Linked DNA regions of Mus musculus: region 2 is linked to region 1. A link is a loop called in an ENCODE intact Hi-C map of the cell type or tissue named here. Cell type or tissue: heart. All regions are shown on one strand.

Region 1 (8,000 bases):
TAGATAGTGTGCAGAATTACACATGTGCGGTGATTTTACTTTTCCTATACATTTTGTTTTCTTTGTAGTGAACAGTGGTGTGCTGACTTTGCGTGACTCCAGGCTCACATTGCCTGACTGTCAGTGGGGTCTGCGTCCTGTTCTGAGTATCTGAGTCTCTCTCCCGTTGGGTCCCTTGTCCTCATTCTTTACTCAATTTCCTGCTTATCTGGAATTGTTACCTTTGCGGCATTTACTGGGGTTTTTTTTCTTTATTTGTGGTTCTTTCTCTCCTCCTCCATCTCTTAAATCTTCATCTTCTAACTTTGCCTTCTCTTACTGAAGTGCCTTTCTCACCTGGGAAATACCGGCCTCACTCCTGGCCTTGTTTTGTCCCTCACACCTGAGAAGGAAGGTGTGTTACCAGAGTCTGCAGGCCAGAGGGCGCGAGAGCACCAGAGACTCATCGGGGCCTCTGTTCTTGTGAAGTTGAGGAGGTGGCTGGCTGGCGCTGGGCTCTGTTCCTCTGAGTGGGAATGTTTCTGTCTTGCTTGCTGTGGTCCTGTCTGTAGGGGATTCCAGAGGCTCTTGGCATTTTGTCTGTTAGGATTGTCATTGGTGGACCCTTCGGTCGTTCTGGTATGGCCTTTCAAGGACTTCCATGGTTTCAGTTTATTGTTATAGCTCTTGAGATGAGGACTGGGGGATGCCACTATGTCCAAGACCTCACCAGCTTTTAGAGAACTAGTCAGTATTCTGTGGGATGCCTCACTGTAAGTTTTCCTTATTGCTTTCTCATGATAAGACTGGGTTATGACTAAGGAAGACCACAGAGGGTAAAGTACCTTGTGACTCATGGTGGTCATGGCCTTGATCAACAGCAGTTTGAGGTTGTGTGTTTCAGATTTTTCTCTACTGACAACCTAATTTGTATTTTTTTCTATGTATAAGAAGTTTGTAGGGGGGTCGTAAGGGGGGGATGGTAGTGTGTGTGTGGGGGAGGGGGGTTGGCAGCCAGAGGGGGGCTTCCCTTTCTAAGGGGAATTGGGGAAGGACTTACATGAGGGGGCACTGGGAGGAAAGGAAGGGCTGATAATGGGCTGTAAAGTGAATAAATAAATTTAATAAAAAATATTGATGTGTATGCATGCTTTCTCTGTGTGTATGTGAATGCATCATATGTGTGCCTGGTACCTGTGGAAGTCAGAAGAGAGTGTTGGATTCCCTGGAACTGGAGTTATGGGTGATTGTGAGATACCATGTGGTGCTGGGAACTGAACCTAGGTCCTTTGCAAGAGCAACAAATGCTCTTAACTGCTGAGCCAGCTCTCTGGGCCCTATATATTATTTATTTATTTACTTATTTACTTATTTACTGAGGAGGATGTATCGCAGTGAGTGTGTGGAGGTCAGAAGACAACTCTCCAGGAATTGGTTCTTTATTTACACATTGTTAAGGCAGGGTCTGTCTCCCGTGTTTTTGCTGCTGTGCTGGGTATGAAAGCCTCACCCCATCCCAATTCTCTGGTCCCTACCTTCCATCCCCCACCATCCTGCTGGCCCTAGTTTATGTCTTCTAGAAATTACTCTCCTAGCTAATATCTAAAGGGTGGGAATTACCCATGTCATTTTTGAGAGTACAGTATCATGCATTTGGAATTTTATATGAAAAATAAGTATCTCATTCCAGTTGATAAGTTCAGGTTATTTGCTTGCATTGGAATAGATTCATAGATAGCCTCTGCTACTGTTGGTTATGATGTAATCCTGTGTATGTGTATAGTTTGTGAGGGCATTATGACACACTGTGGGCTTAGGTAGCGTGAACAATAGGAATTCATTGCCTCAGAATTGACTCAAGCTAAGATCAAGGCTGTCTGCAAGGGCTGTTTTGTTTTCTTTGTCTTCACCTTCTTTTGTGTATGAATCCATTCCAAATCCCCTGTTTAATGTAAGGACCCTTTTATCTTGGAATAGGGCCCACTTGTTTTTGGAGGTGGGGTATGGTCTCTCTGTGTAGCCCTTGCTATCCTAAAACTCAGAGCTCTGCCTGCCTCTGCTTTCTAAACGCTGGGGTTACAGGCCATGTGCCACCATACCTGGCAATAGCATTTTATTTTGAATATTTTATTAAAAATTTTTTTAAAAACTGAGCTAAGGACCCATTCTGAAGAACCAGAACCAGAGCTTAGATTTCCTGTCTCCATCCCCAGTGAAGGGTGTGGAAACATTGTGTCATTGTGTGGCTTAGCAGGGTGTATAGTTACAGTAATATTTTAAAAAGTGCCTTGAGGCACTGTCTGCAATTTTCACTGAAGATCAGAAAGTCCTTAGGAAGTAATTCTCAGATTATAACTGGAAGTTTTTGTTCAGTCTTGTGTAACCACTAAAATTTCTCAGATGTTTAATAGTTTAGCGTGCTTCATTCTTATTTGTTTTCTAAAGTAATTCAGAGGTTGGCAAGAACAAAGAATCCAATGGTGGGGCCTAGTGCAACAGAATTAGTCTGGTTTCTTACAGGGTAGCCCATTCTGATGCTTCCTAGGGTCTTTAAACTCCATTTTTCAGTTGGCAAGTTTCCTGGAGTTCTCCTTAGTTTTCTTATTCTGGTCTTTCTCTGTTCCTACATGTTAAAGTAACCTCTGCCCCGTCCCACCCCACCCCCTCTTACTTTCCTCTCTCCACACCTCCCTCCCTCATTTCCCTAACATTTAGATTTTATCATAGCACACTGAGGGATGACTGGCTCAGTGGGTAGGCATTATGATACTGTCTCAAAGGGGAATGCTGTAGTTTTGACCTCAATTGTGTTCCTTTGCATTTAAGTTAGGTTTAGAGAAATACAAGCCTCCAAAAGTGAAATGTGCATAGGCATGAAGTATTGCCGCTGACACCTGCTATGCAAAAGTTGGCAATGAGCCTTGGAGTTAATAGCAGGTACAGAGATTTTGGTGGCTGAGAGAAGGCCTTTGGGAGAACCAAGAAATAGTTGGTGTAGGGGCGTTGTTCTGTTTGTGGATATGTGTGTGAAGCTGTATGTGGGAAAATGCTGTTCTAGGGTGTAAAAGTATCAGTTCTTTCTGCATCTTCTCTGCCTGTTGAAAATGGAGTATCGATAGCCATTACAGATGGCATGTAACACTGTTAATGTCAGCCTCACCTGTTACCTAATTATAATTTTAGTAGTTTTTAGTATTACCCTTTATTATATGAGTAGTGGAAGGAAACTGTTGGCTCTACTAATGAAAATGTAGCTATGAAGGAGAATGATTGAGAACACAACCAAAGGTACAAAGACTGTTGTGGGGTGTGTGTGTGTGTGTGTGTGTGTGTGTGTAACCTGACACATTTAGCTCCTTTTTTGCCCATGTAATATATACATTTATATACATTTCAATTATTCTGTCATACTGGAAAACACCTCTCCCAGTAAATCTTTTAGCGTTAGAGGTATTTTTCACCCTTCACGGTGGTAGATTAAGGTTTTACAAATAGTTTAAAAAGTTACTCACTGCACTATCTGATGATGAGTCATGTATATAAGAGAAATGAACTAAGTTTTTGGCTTATGAGTGTTGTGACTATTGAAAGAGCACTCTTAGAAGCTAGATGGCTCCCTTTTCAGAGCCACATTGGGTTCCCAGTATTCATGACAGATATGGCTTACAAAGACCTGTAACTCCATCTGTAGAGGAACCCAAATGCCTCTGGCCTCCACAAGTACCTGTTAAAAATAATAAAAATAAATAAGAAAGAATTCATGGGTAGGAAAGAGGAACTGATAATGTGCTAGGTGGTGATATGTTGATTATCAGGGCCTTAAGAGGTGACTCACACATAGCCTTCATGTGTGATTTTGCAGAGATGTGAGTGTAATTAGAAAGTGTTGCACACCGTGGGGAAGTGCTCCTACCTGCCTGAGCACAGGCCTGGGAGAGCTCAGGCTGTTAGCTTCACCTTTACAGCTGTTTCATATGGCTGTAGGCTCTTCTGACCCATTTCTGTCTTGTCCTGCCTGATTGTAGCTAGACTGTGAATTAGACCTAACTTGTTGAGCAATGGACTGAAGAGTGGCATTCAGTTGGTTGAGCTCCTCAGAAAGGGAAAAGGATTCGCAAGGCTAAAAAGACTTAAAGCACTGTTGATGGCAGTGAGAATTTAGATGGAGTCATTTGTATTTTCCTGTGTCCCTCTCTAAATAGTGACCACCTTCGTGGCAGTGACCCAACTGACAGTTACTGATTAAGCATGGACTGTGCGTGGCATAGTTTTTGTCTTTAAGTAGTTTTTGGGCACCACCTCATGGAGTCCTAACCACAGTCCTACCTGATAGGTGTTCCTGCCCCAGGTCAAGCTGAAACTAAGAATGGTTATGTGCTGCAGGTTCTTATCATAGCAAGTGAGAGCGCTATGTATGATGTTAGACGCAGCTTACGGACCTGCTGGCCCACTGCCAACATTTCTAAGAACCTAGCAAACCCGTCAGTCACAAATAAGGGAAATGCCATTCGTGTAACTTGGTGGTTCTTGTGTTGCTCATGAGGGCTTATAGCTGTAAACCCAGCACTGGGTAGACCGGAAGGAACATCATTAGTTTGAGGCCAGCCTAGGTAGGCTACCTAGTGAATTTTGCCAAGGCTGAAAAATGAAAACCTGTCTCAGACCTAACCAACCATCAAAACAAAGAGGACTAACTAAATACACAAATGAAGAATGATGGTGATTACCACCTGGGGGCAGGTTTGCTGCCAGCAGACTTTCAAAAGTAAACAGAATTTTTGTTTTGTTTTGTTTTGTTTTGTTTTGTTTTTAATTGTTACAGTTTAAGAGAGGGTGCTGCTGACATCTAGTGGTTGAAGGCCAGGGACGCTGAGTGTCTTTTTATTCCCAAAGATTTATCTGACCCCAAATGAAGTATGCTAAGACTGGAAAATCCAGACTTAAAAATATATCAAAAGTTAGAAAGCCAGGCCGGGCGTGGTGGCACACACCTTTAATCCCAGCACTTGGGAGGCAGAGGCAGGTGAATTTCTGAGTTCGAGGCCAGCCTGGTCTATCGAGTGAGTTCCAGGACAGCCAGGGCCACAGAGAAACCCTCTCTTGAAAAACCAAAAAAAAAAAAAAAAAAAAAAAAAGCTAGAAAGCCAATCAGCATTCCTGTGGTCTGGCCGCTGACACCCCCCCCCCCACACACACACCTCACTGCTCTGCTGTTCTCCAGCTGTTTCTTTGTGCATCACAGGGCATGGTATGAGGCAATCTGACTGATGCTAACCACCAATTCTCTTGGGCAAATTGAATCTATGTTTAAAAACTTAGATAGAAGTCTGCAAAGAGAGAAAGCCAGCTTATGTTCCAAATGTTCTAATGTTGCAGTCTTTCTAGAGTGCAGGGAGCAGAGTTAGAGGATGGCATGGTTCCTGGCCTGTAAGAGGAAGTATTTGGTTAGTGGACATTGTATTTCCATATTCAGATCTTGGAGGGATAGATGTGCATGTGTGTACATCCTGTGCTACTTTAAGGACTGTTGTCATGTATGTAGTAAAGCCAGACTGAGCTTTTGGCTTTACTACATGCATGTGGTGGCTTTTCTTGGTTGTCAACCTTGACTACATCTAGAATTAACTAAAACCCAAGCAGCTGGGTATAGCAATGAGGGATGGTTTTTCTTAATGAAGTTATCTGAAGTAGCCAGACCCACTTTTAATCCGGATCTTCTTATGAGGGAAGACCCACCCATAATCCAGACTTTTGGAGGTGAGAACATCCACTTTTAATGTGGGCCACACCTTCTGCTGGCAGTCTATAATGTAAGGACTTGGAAGAAGAAAGCTTATTCTTTCTACCTGCCTCTCCCTCCTTTGATGGCTTTAGAGTCTACTTCTCTGGAATTCTGGCATATACTGAAGACCATCTGAGCCATCCAGCCTTGTGGACTGAACAGCTACTGGACTCTTAGCCTTTTGTTGGTAAATAGCCTTTGTTGTATTACCTGGAGCATAACCTGTAAGCCATTATAATAAATCCTCTTCATATATATATATAGATATATAGATATAGATATAGATATAGATATATATATAGATATATATATAGATATATATAGATATATAGATTCATTCTATAAATTTTGTTCCTTTAGAAAACCCTGACTGATAAAGCATATTTTAACTACTTTGTCTGAGGAATAATTGAAAATTTTTCTACACCTGAATGTTCTTGTTTCACAAATAGTAGTTAACTTAGAATCAGAGGTTCTTGGGCTGGGGGCAGTGACTCAGTGAGAAAAATGTTCATCCTGAAAGCACAGCACCCGAGTTTGAATCTCTAGAACCACGTACAGCTAGACACATTATCAGTTGTCTGAATCCAGTGCTTCTATGGCAATATGGGAGGCTGAGACAGGAGAATTGCTCCTGTCCCCATTAGCTGGTCCATGCAGCAGCTGACAACAGAGACTCTGTGACAAACAAGGTGGAAGGCAAGGACCACAGAGTGTCCTCTGACCTCCATCTTTACACACGTGACTATGCAAGTGCACACGTAGCACACATACCACATTCATTCTTAGAATCTATAAGTTAAAGAGGGGCTCTAGGAAAGCTTTGGCCACAAGACATTGTAGTTGTGTGAGTATACATACACATTATGCTGTCTGTCAACGAGGACACTGGATAGAAGACACATCCCAGCACTTGGTTAGGCTTTGAAAAATGTGATTATCATAAACTACCATTTAACTGTTTTCTCCCAGGCTACATAATAGATCCTTAGAAGCCTGATAAGGGCTGGAGAGATGGTTGCGTTAAGAGCACTTTATTGCTCTTGCAGAGGACAGGCGCTTGATTTCCATAGTGGGGTGAGGGTGAGGGTTCACAGCTCCCTGTAACTCTAGCTCCACATGGATCTAATGACCTCTTCTGGCCTTCACAGGCACCTGCGTCTGTGACGTGCGCTCAGTAAAGCAGTAGCTCAGTATTAAGCAGTAGCTCCCTAGCCCTCGTCCTAACGCAGTCTGTGCGTGATCTTTCACATTCCTTTGTAGGCCAAGGCTAGTCTTCAGTCCTGGCTCTCCTCCTACCTTACCTTCTTGAGTGGCTGGGACTGCAGACATGTGTATCCACACCCAGCTCTAGTCTGACTTATTAATGTGCCTTTTCTAGGTTTTTAGTTTTGTTTTTGTTTTTACTGAAATCATATGATGCCCTTTTATGTATGCTTTGTTTTTTTTTTTTTTTTTTTTTTTTTTTAAGCATGCTTCAGGGACTGGCTAGCATATGTCAGAACCTCATTTGTTTTTATAGCTAGAGAATATACATCTTTTTATATGTTCTACATTTTTCTCCATCTACTAATGGAACATTGTGAGTTTTCCAACTAACTCATTCAGTATTCTGAGCAATGCTTCCATGAACAATTTTACTTACAAGCATCAGTTTGAGTCTCTTCAAGTTTTCATGTACATACCTGAATATGGAATGACAGGATTTTATAGTCACTCACTGTTTAGATTTCTGAATAACTGCCAGACAATTTCCACAGTGGCTTCACAATTTTGCATTCCCATTAAGAGTGCACAAAGTTTTTCTACCCTGCTGGTACTTGTCTTCAAAAAGTTATGGTAGTTGTAGTGGGCAGTGGCGTGACAGGGTCACTGTGGTTTGACTTGTATTTCACGGGTGAATCTTCTCATCTCCTCACTGGCTGTTGGTATACCTTCTTTAAAGGTTTGTTCAGACCCTTTGCCCACACTTTAATTTCCTTTCTTTATTTTCTCAGGGGAGGACATTGATGCATGCAGGCCAGAGTCAGCTTTGAGGAGTTAGTTCTTTTTCCATGAGTTCTGGGAATCAAACTCTAGTTGCCAGGTTTGACCACGTGCTCCTTAACTTGCTAAGCTATCTCCTCAGCCATAAATAACATGTCCTTTTGATGACTTGTAATTCTTTATATAGTCTGGATATTAAACTCTCATCAAAGATGATTTAAAAATATTTTCTTATATTCTTAGGTTGTCTTTT
Region 2 (8,000 bases), 200 kb before region 1:
GGGACTGGTTCCGTGGGCAAAGGAGTCTTAAAGCAATCAAAGTTTAGTGGCCAGAGACAGCTAGTCAAGAATGTTCACTGATTTTGCAGAGGACCAAGATGGCTGCTCAGGGTAGGTGGGGAAATATCATAACCACCTGTAACTCCACTCCTTGGGATTTCATACCTCTCTCTCACACACACCCCACCCCATACACAGATAATTAAAAAGAAAATCTTTACAGAAAGATTCTCCTTTTAGCCCAGCTACACTACAGTGGCAGCTGAGACACGGGTGTGTGTGTGTGTGTGTGCAGTGAGGGAGTTTTGATGTGTGCGCAGATTCACAGGAGGAGCCATCGAAGGCAGGAAGCACGGACTGGCTCCAGGACCCAAACTAAGGGTTTTTTTAAATTCAATTTTGTCTTTTCCGGTGTCTGTCAGAATCTAGAAGTTTCACACAGGTTCTCCTGTAATCACCGTGGACAAGATGACTCACTGGACTGGGTGCGAGGCCAGTTTGAAAGCAGCAATCAGAAAGGGAATTACGAACATAATCAAATTGAAATGAGTCACAAAACTAACCTCATATGCTTAATGACATATAATTGGTTTTATGTTACGTACATAGTTTTTTGGGTTTTTTTGTTTTTTTTGTTTTTTTACGGTTCCACAATTATCTCTCTTTTAAAGAGCTAAACACAATTTTTATGACTTTCCTTCACATTGGTGAATACATGTGTTTTCACACTCACCACAGAGACTGTCCTCTCTTCTCCCTCACAGGTGTTCTGGTGTCTCTGCCACTTAACTCCCTACCTCAGGTCATCACTTGTGTCACCGTGTACGCCCATGTAACAACCAACTAAGTGCTAACATCATTCTAGAAAGTCCCGGAAGTCAGCTGTGTACCTCAGCCTCCTTGGCAAAGCCTGCTTGAATTTCTTTTCCTTCCTTTTTTTTTGAGACCAAGTCGTACTACAGAGCCCCGGCTGACTTCAAACTCAGGAACCTCCTGCCTCAGCTTCCAAAGTGCTAGGATTACAAGCATTCATTCAACGACCTCTCTTGTCTGAGTTCCTTTTAAGTCAAAGGACGACTGTATGCTGGACATGATCCCTTTAGATGAAGACAACCATGCAAGACTAAACTGCATGGGGATTTCTGGATTTTAAAGACTGGAATTTATTGGCTAGGTGTGGTGGCACACACCTCTGATCCTTGCACTCTGGCTTGCCTGACTTTTTTAAATGTAATTTTTCTTTGAGACTGACCCAAGGGTCTTTCTGCCTCTTTTTTAAAAAAAAAAAAAGTTTTTGAGTGTGTGGGGATCAAGCCCAGGCCCTCAAACACGTTAGTCAGTGCTGTACACCTGGCTCTTTATCCTCTTCTACTAATGAGTATGATTATACTGCCGTATAATTTACAAATACCCTTTAACAGCCTTTTGCCCTTCTACTTGGATGAGAGTCTAGGAAAACTGCTTGCACATGGCAGGTGCCCTGGCAAGCAGCAACATATATATAATTATCCCATCGCAAACAATACTGCATACGCAAATGTTCATGGTAAGGTGCTGGATTTGAGCACCCCTAAAATAAGGCTTTCCCCCCAACCCCCACCCCCCGAATCTACACATGAATCTGCTCACACCCAACCACCTCACAAAGCCCACCAGTTGGTTGGTTACCCCTGGCTCAGTACCTGGGAGGAACATTTATTAACGCAGGAGCAGGCTGCAGGTGGACCAGGCACGGCGGTAAGCATGCCACACATATTAATAATTAATCCCCACAACAGCTTATAACATGAGCGCTGTTGCTATGCCAACCTTCCTAGATAAAAACTAGGAAGGGGCAGAAGCAACACCTAAGGAATCCAGCCTCGGGACATGTCCCTCCAGCCCTGTGCCTTTCGTATCAGCAGCTGCAAGGGCCGACCATGAAAACTTCAGCCACTGGCAAGGCTGCTGTGTTCCTGGAGCTGATGTGAAGTACGATGCCTGCCATGCTGAGGACACAGAACCAACCAAGAGGCGTCTTTAAGGTCTGTCTGGCCTCGCTTTCTCTTCCAAAGTCCAAGGACCTGACCATGGGGAGCACGCCTGTAAAGAATGTAATAGGCTACGGCTACATCCCTCTAATGCCTGGAAACAAGTCCAGAGGTGACACCACACCCAGAGCCCAAAGGGACTGTCCTGGATATCGTGTTTTTCAAGCCACTTTATTCCTCTGAACATCATGTAGTCTTTTTTTGGTTTGTTTGTTTGGTTTTTTCGAGACAGGGTTTCTCTATAGCCCTGGCTGTCCTGGAACTCACTTGTAGACCAAGCTGGCCTCGAACTCAGAAATCCGCCTGCCTCTGCCTCCCAAGTGCTGGGATTAAAGGTGTGCGCCACCACCGCCCGGCGGTAGCAAGCTTTGAGGCTCATTTGTTTACCTGTCCTCCTCCTTTGCACATAGTGAGTTCTGATACCCTTTTCTCCTGTGCTTGTGCCAGGTAAGGGGAACTTCAGAGGGAGGAAGGGAAACCTGCTTCGCCCGCCATGTTAAACTTGTCACAGAAGAATCAAAGACGCTGGTAACCGGGGCAGATGAAAGCCATCCCTACACAACTGTATCATTCAACCTTGGGGGAATGGGGATATCGGTCCCATCCCTGGCTTTCCTAACTTTGGCCAACCATTATCACCCAGGGATCTGTCCTTCATAAGCTGCAGCTCAGTGAACAGGTGCCTTTGTGTGTGTGTGTGTGTGTGTGTGTGTGTGTGTGTGAGAGAGAGAGAGACAGAGAGAGACAGAGAGAGAAACAGAGACAGAGAGACAGAGTGAGGAGCAAGTGGATAGAAAAACCCTGGTGGCATCATATGAATTCCTGAAGTGATGTTCCCAGGCAAATGACATCACCTCACTTAAGGGTTTATTGAAGGAGAAAATGCTGTGATATTTCTCTAACACACAGGACTACAGCCAAGCCATCTCTAGAACAAAAGCTGTCAACCCGATTCCCTAAACATCCTTTGTCGTGTTACTTCCTTGTCGTGGGTGACTCCCCAAATCCTCTTACGTAATTTTTCATTTCTCATCGAGTTTTCAGTACACCTCTAAAGAAAGAGGCCTACCTTGGCTAACTAACTACGTTATTTTATTGTATAGGGTCTCGCCTGGGGTCGTGTGTATCCAAGAGCCCTACCCTAACTACCTTCCTCTTTCCCAGCTAGTACTCAGTTATTGTTCTTCTCCCTTCCGGCTGACCACCCGCGCTTCTTGTGCACATAATACGATGCTCATCTTTTGAGCTTTTTGCTCGGTACCTCCTAGCAGAGATCCACCAGTTCATCTTGGATCCCTGGCTCAATATGTTCTCCATTCTTTCCAGCTTTCTTCGAATTGTCCTCTAACAATGAGCTAAATCTTTGCAAGACCTAAGACCCAGTAAGGATTTATGCAAATCAGCCCATTTTAGCATTTGCTAACCAGGAACTCTAGTACCAGTTCCTGGTTTCCTCTGGCAGGAACCATACACCAGCGGGCTTCTCCTCCCCCAACGCGTCTAGAACAGATGCACGCAGTTGCGCTAACACACAGCTTGGACCTGCAGCCTGCAGCCTGCAGCCGCGGCAGGTGCGGGCAGCCGGGCACCAGGTGTCAGTCATCGGATGTCGCAGGCCCAGTGCACACGGTCCCGGGGCCTCGTTCGGCCAGGGTTCGCCAGCACAGGAACCGCGTAGGGCCTCGAACCGAGCCACCTCCGCTCCACCAGCCGATGGTCCAGCCGCCCGCAGGCTCCAGGCGCGGTTGCGCAGCACTAGGGACAGATGCGGCCCGGGAGATGCCCCGCGGGGTCGAGAGCCACTCACCTGACCTGATGCTGCACACCCGAGAGGATCCGACCGGCGACTGCGACCAGCGGAGGTTGGGGCGGGACAGTGGCGGCGCCGCACTTCCGGCCCGGGGGCGGGGCGGAAGGAGCACCGGCGAGCCCGGCGCGACCAACCGTGGCAGGGGGTTGCTGCAAGCGTTTCGAAGACCCGGAGGACCCAGGCAGCCAGCGGCGGAAACTAGCCTGGCTGCACGACCCGACGAACTCAGCCCCTGTAGCCGCGAGTACATATTCCCCAGCTCACTGGCACGGCATCCTCCTGCCGCAGCCGCGCCGGCTTGCTGGTCTCCCCGGCTCCCAGCGCAAGTCCCGCGCCCCTTCCGCATTCCCGAGCCGAGGGCGGAGCGCCAGCGCTGGAATTTGACCCGGGTGGGCTGGGAGCCGCCCTGGTTTGGGGGTCCCCTGGCGCCTGCAGCGGGCAGCCCGAAGTTGCCTGATTTAGCAGAGGGCAGTTGGCCTGGTTAAACTGAGTTTTAGATAAACAATGCTCAAGAGAAGGAATGTAATCCGGAAGAGGGCGGCGGCTGAGCACTCTCCAGTGGGCTCCAGAAACGTTCTCGCTTATTTGAAATTGCACTCCAGCCAGTGGCCTTTACTTTCTCCCCGCCGGGAGGTCATATTCTAGAAGTCTGATCAGAAATTCCGTGTCAGACGGTGGTGGCGACACCTTTGATTCCAGCACTTAGAAGGCTGGGGCAGCATCTCTGTGAGCTGAAGGCCAGCCTGGTCTACAGAGCTTAGTTCCAGGACAGCCACGCTACACGTAGAAAACCACCTCCCTTCCTACCCCACTTCCAAAAGAAATTCCTCCAAGGCAGGAACACTATGGTCTCCAGCACTGAGTATCCGTGTACTTCACAGCAGTCCAGACAATACAAATACAACTTAGGGGCCAGCAAGATGGCTCAGCAGGTAAAAGTGCCTGTTAGCACGCATGACTGAGTTATTTTCTCAGGGCCCACAGAGAACAACCAATTCCTGTAATTTGTTCCTTGAGCCCCGTATGCAGGTACCAGGGAATGTGCAGCCTCCTCCCCAAACTAGTAGATAAAATGTAAAATAAGATAATAATCCTAATAAATTGAGGGTGGCTTTAAATATGCGCTTGAAAAAATCAGGGTCTGGGATTGCGTAGGTCAGAGGTGGAGAATAGGCGCCAGGTGGTACTGATGCTGTATCTTTGATCCTATTTGTCCTCAAAAATCATTGCTTAAATAATTATGTTTCTTATAAAGTTATGGCACTTTCAGGGTTTGTTACATAAGTCTACCACCACTTCCTAGATCCTCACCCTAGGCAATGTAAAATCAGTTAATGAGCAGGATGTGGTGGGCACAGGCCTTTAACCCTGGCATTCCAACGGGTAAACTTAACACAGCAAAAGTCCCTCTCAAAAACCCAGAGTGCGCACAGGGAGGTGGGTCAGTGGCTAAGAGTACTTGCTATGCAAACAAGAGGACTCAAGTTTGAAGTCCCAGCACTCATGTAAGGGCCAGGCTTCCCCTCTTTCCAGGGAACCACAAATCGGCTCCATACATAAACACCCCCCTCTCCCACATTTCCAATTTCTGTAGCAAACGAAGGAAGCGCTCCTATTTCAAATGAGGAAGATGACATTTTAAAACAACCTGGCCACATGAGGGCGGGCGCAGATCCACTTGGGTACCAGGTGGGGTTTGGTTAACCACACCCAGCTCCAGATAGACTAGACGCTGCTTTTTATCATAAAGGGACCATTATGAACAGCATGAATTCATTTTATAAATGAATAAATAGGTCAACAAAGAATAAGTAGCTTCGGGGACTGGAGAGATGGCTCAGCGGTTAAGAGCTCTAACTGCTCTTCCGAAGGTCCTGAGTTCAAATCCCAGCAACCACATGGTGGCTCACAACCATCCACAACGAGATCTGGCGCCCTCTTCTGGTCTGAAGACAGCTACAGTGTACTTACATATATTAAAAAAAAAAAAAAGTAGCTTTAAAGCCGTGCTGTAGCAAAACTGGGACTTGAAATGCTGAGAAAGGTCTCGCTGGGTGGTGGGTGGCAGCAGCTCAGGGCTCAGCACAGCCAGGGCTGCGCCCTGGGGGAGGGGAGGTAGTGGGAGGAAGAGGAAAAAACACCAGTAGGCCAGAGCACTCCAAATCCAGTAGGCTCCTCTATACTTCCCTAGTCCCTCCTAAAACGAGCTTTGTGTATAACTTTCCAAGGCCTGTACTTGAAGCTCTCTAAGTCAGTGTCTACCCACTCCTAAACTTCCTGTTGGTCTCAGCCCCTCACATTTGGTAGAAAGCGGTTTCCTTTGGGCACTGGAGTCCAGTGGCAACATAAACAACCGTAAAGCAGGTGAGCAGGCTGCCGTAAAGCAGACAGGCGGGTGGCTGCGCACTGTAGTGTTTTGCTGGGGCTTTGAAGCTGGAGGACCAACCCTGAGTTCCTTCTCATGACAGAAACGTCAGAGATCGGTTCTGCTTTCAAGCCCACTGCTGGAGGAGATTTCTTCGAGCTTTTTAATGGCAGCCATTCTTGCTTAAGCAAAACCCACACCTAAGCATAGAGAATCCTACTAGCAAATTAAGAGACTTAATTCATCCAGGATTGACCACCCACAGTTCCTAACTGCTATTTAGGGGGTTGCCTGGATGGAAATGGATGCTGCAAGAGCGAATTTTAGTAGTACTTTTCTTTTCCTACAGTAGAAATAAGATTTGTTAGCAAAACATACTTATGGTTTTTTTCTTAATTCCCCCTTCAGTAAAAGTGGAAATTCAACAAAACTCTAACACTGAGTGGATAAGCTGAAAAAAAGTATTTTGCTTAAAATCTAATGAAATTCAAGCAGGAAATTAGGACAGATTTCTGTGATTCTAGTCTTGAAGGAAGAGTAGGTGTTACTAGTTAATAGCCCCCACCCAACCCCCATTCTACAGGACTGGCATTATTGGGTTAAAGCCTCCTGCTGCTCAAAGGCATTACGTAATTGTTTATCAAATGAGGTAATGGTTTCCCTCAAGAACAGTCTTTCAATAGCATAAGAGTTTGAAGGGGGGGGGGGGGAAGCCACCCCGTTCAAACCTTTTTACACTTAGAACTTTTTGAAACATTAGAAACAAAACAGAACAACGGTGTTTTCCACTCCCTGATTAACATGACAACTGTTCTCAGTTATCAAAAATGACCCAAGTTATTTATAGGGTTGAAACAATGACCTCACTTTCCCAGGCATGCAGCCACAGCTGTTCTGACTGTGGGTAGGTCAGGAATGTCTAACATTCTCATATGGACTTAGGAGGAATCTCTGTATAAACAAACAGGTCTTTTAATAGGGGTTGTTATAATAAGGAAAAACTGTATACAAAAAAAAATACTATATTTCCAACAGCTGGAAACACAGCGAAATCTGTCCTTTTTGTTAAAAGCATTCCAAAGAACCTTTAAAATAGAACACAGAAAACTTAGTGTGCTCAGCGGCTGCTAGTTTCGGTGGCAGGAAGTTTACATGGACGAGGTAAAGCAGGTCCGTCCAGCTGGCGGCAGAGCTAATGCAGGGTCACAATTCTGCAGGAACTATCTTCCAAAAGAAAGACAAAGTCTAGGGCCCCCAACTCGGGCTTTATCTGATTTCCCTGGAGGGAGAAATGAACAGGAGCAGAGAAAACCAGGATTGCTTTAATAACACAACTGGAAGCAGTCGGACCAAACCCTGACAGGACTGTCATTCACTTGGCCCACGGTGCTTAGAGAGAAAGGCGTACGTGAAACTAAAAGTCAAGTGGCAAATAACGCTAAACAACTAAGCATTTTATCAGAAAGTTTAATTATAAATCAGAAAAAATTGAGTGGATAACTTTCTCTGAAAAAATATATTGATTCTGGGCTGCAGTTATTACAAGGGACAAGACTGCCTGTAAGTTAAATGAACTTACTTTCTCATCACAATGACAGAAGGTCCCATTTCCAGTATTATAAGGTACATGTGGCCCAAAATGGCTGAGAATAAATATAAAACAAGAAAGGCAAAAAGCAGTAAAGCTAGGGCATGCATTGGGCTCCAGGAGAAAATCTCAGAAATACCCCAATGGCAACGGGAGCAATGGGCTGGAAGCCGCCGCAGCTCTTCAGTCATCTTTGTCTTTCGCGCC

What was found. Peaks named below come from ENCODE experiments on the same cell type or tissue, not always from the same donor. Only the 100,000 strongest peaks of a DNase experiment are listed, where the experiment ranks them.
Region 2: a loop joins it to region 1, with 2.8 times the contacts of the local background. A loop is called at or near these places in 11 of 42 quality-filtered maps.

Annotation. Positions count from the first base shown.
Region 1 is chr17:71,191,422-71,199,421 of GRCm38, forward strand. All of the region lies in intron 1 of Lpin2 (lipin 2), which reads left to right. Among named protein-coding and RNA genes, the nearest start is that of Lpin2, 12 kb to the left of the region's middle. In heart, a CTCF peak has its summit at 4,820 (motif pointing left); no DNase peak of the experiment used is centred here; H3K4me3 peaks cover 459 bases.
Region 2 is chr17:70,986,636-70,994,635 of GRCm38, forward strand. Myl12b (myosin, light chain 12B, regulatory) reads right to left here and starts at 3,881. Exons shown (of 4, transcript NM_023402.2): 1 at 3,838-3,881. It overlaps Myl12a (myosin, light chain 12A, regulatory, non-sarcomeric), which reads right to left. Exons shown (of 4, transcript NM_026064.2): 4 at 7,158-8,000. The coding sequence ends at 7,977. In heart, a CTCF peak has its summit at 5,770 (motif pointing left); DNase peaks (open chromatin) are centred at 3,896, 4,196, 6,246 and 7,076; H3K4me3 peaks cover 2,893 bases; H3K27ac peaks cover 4,162 bases.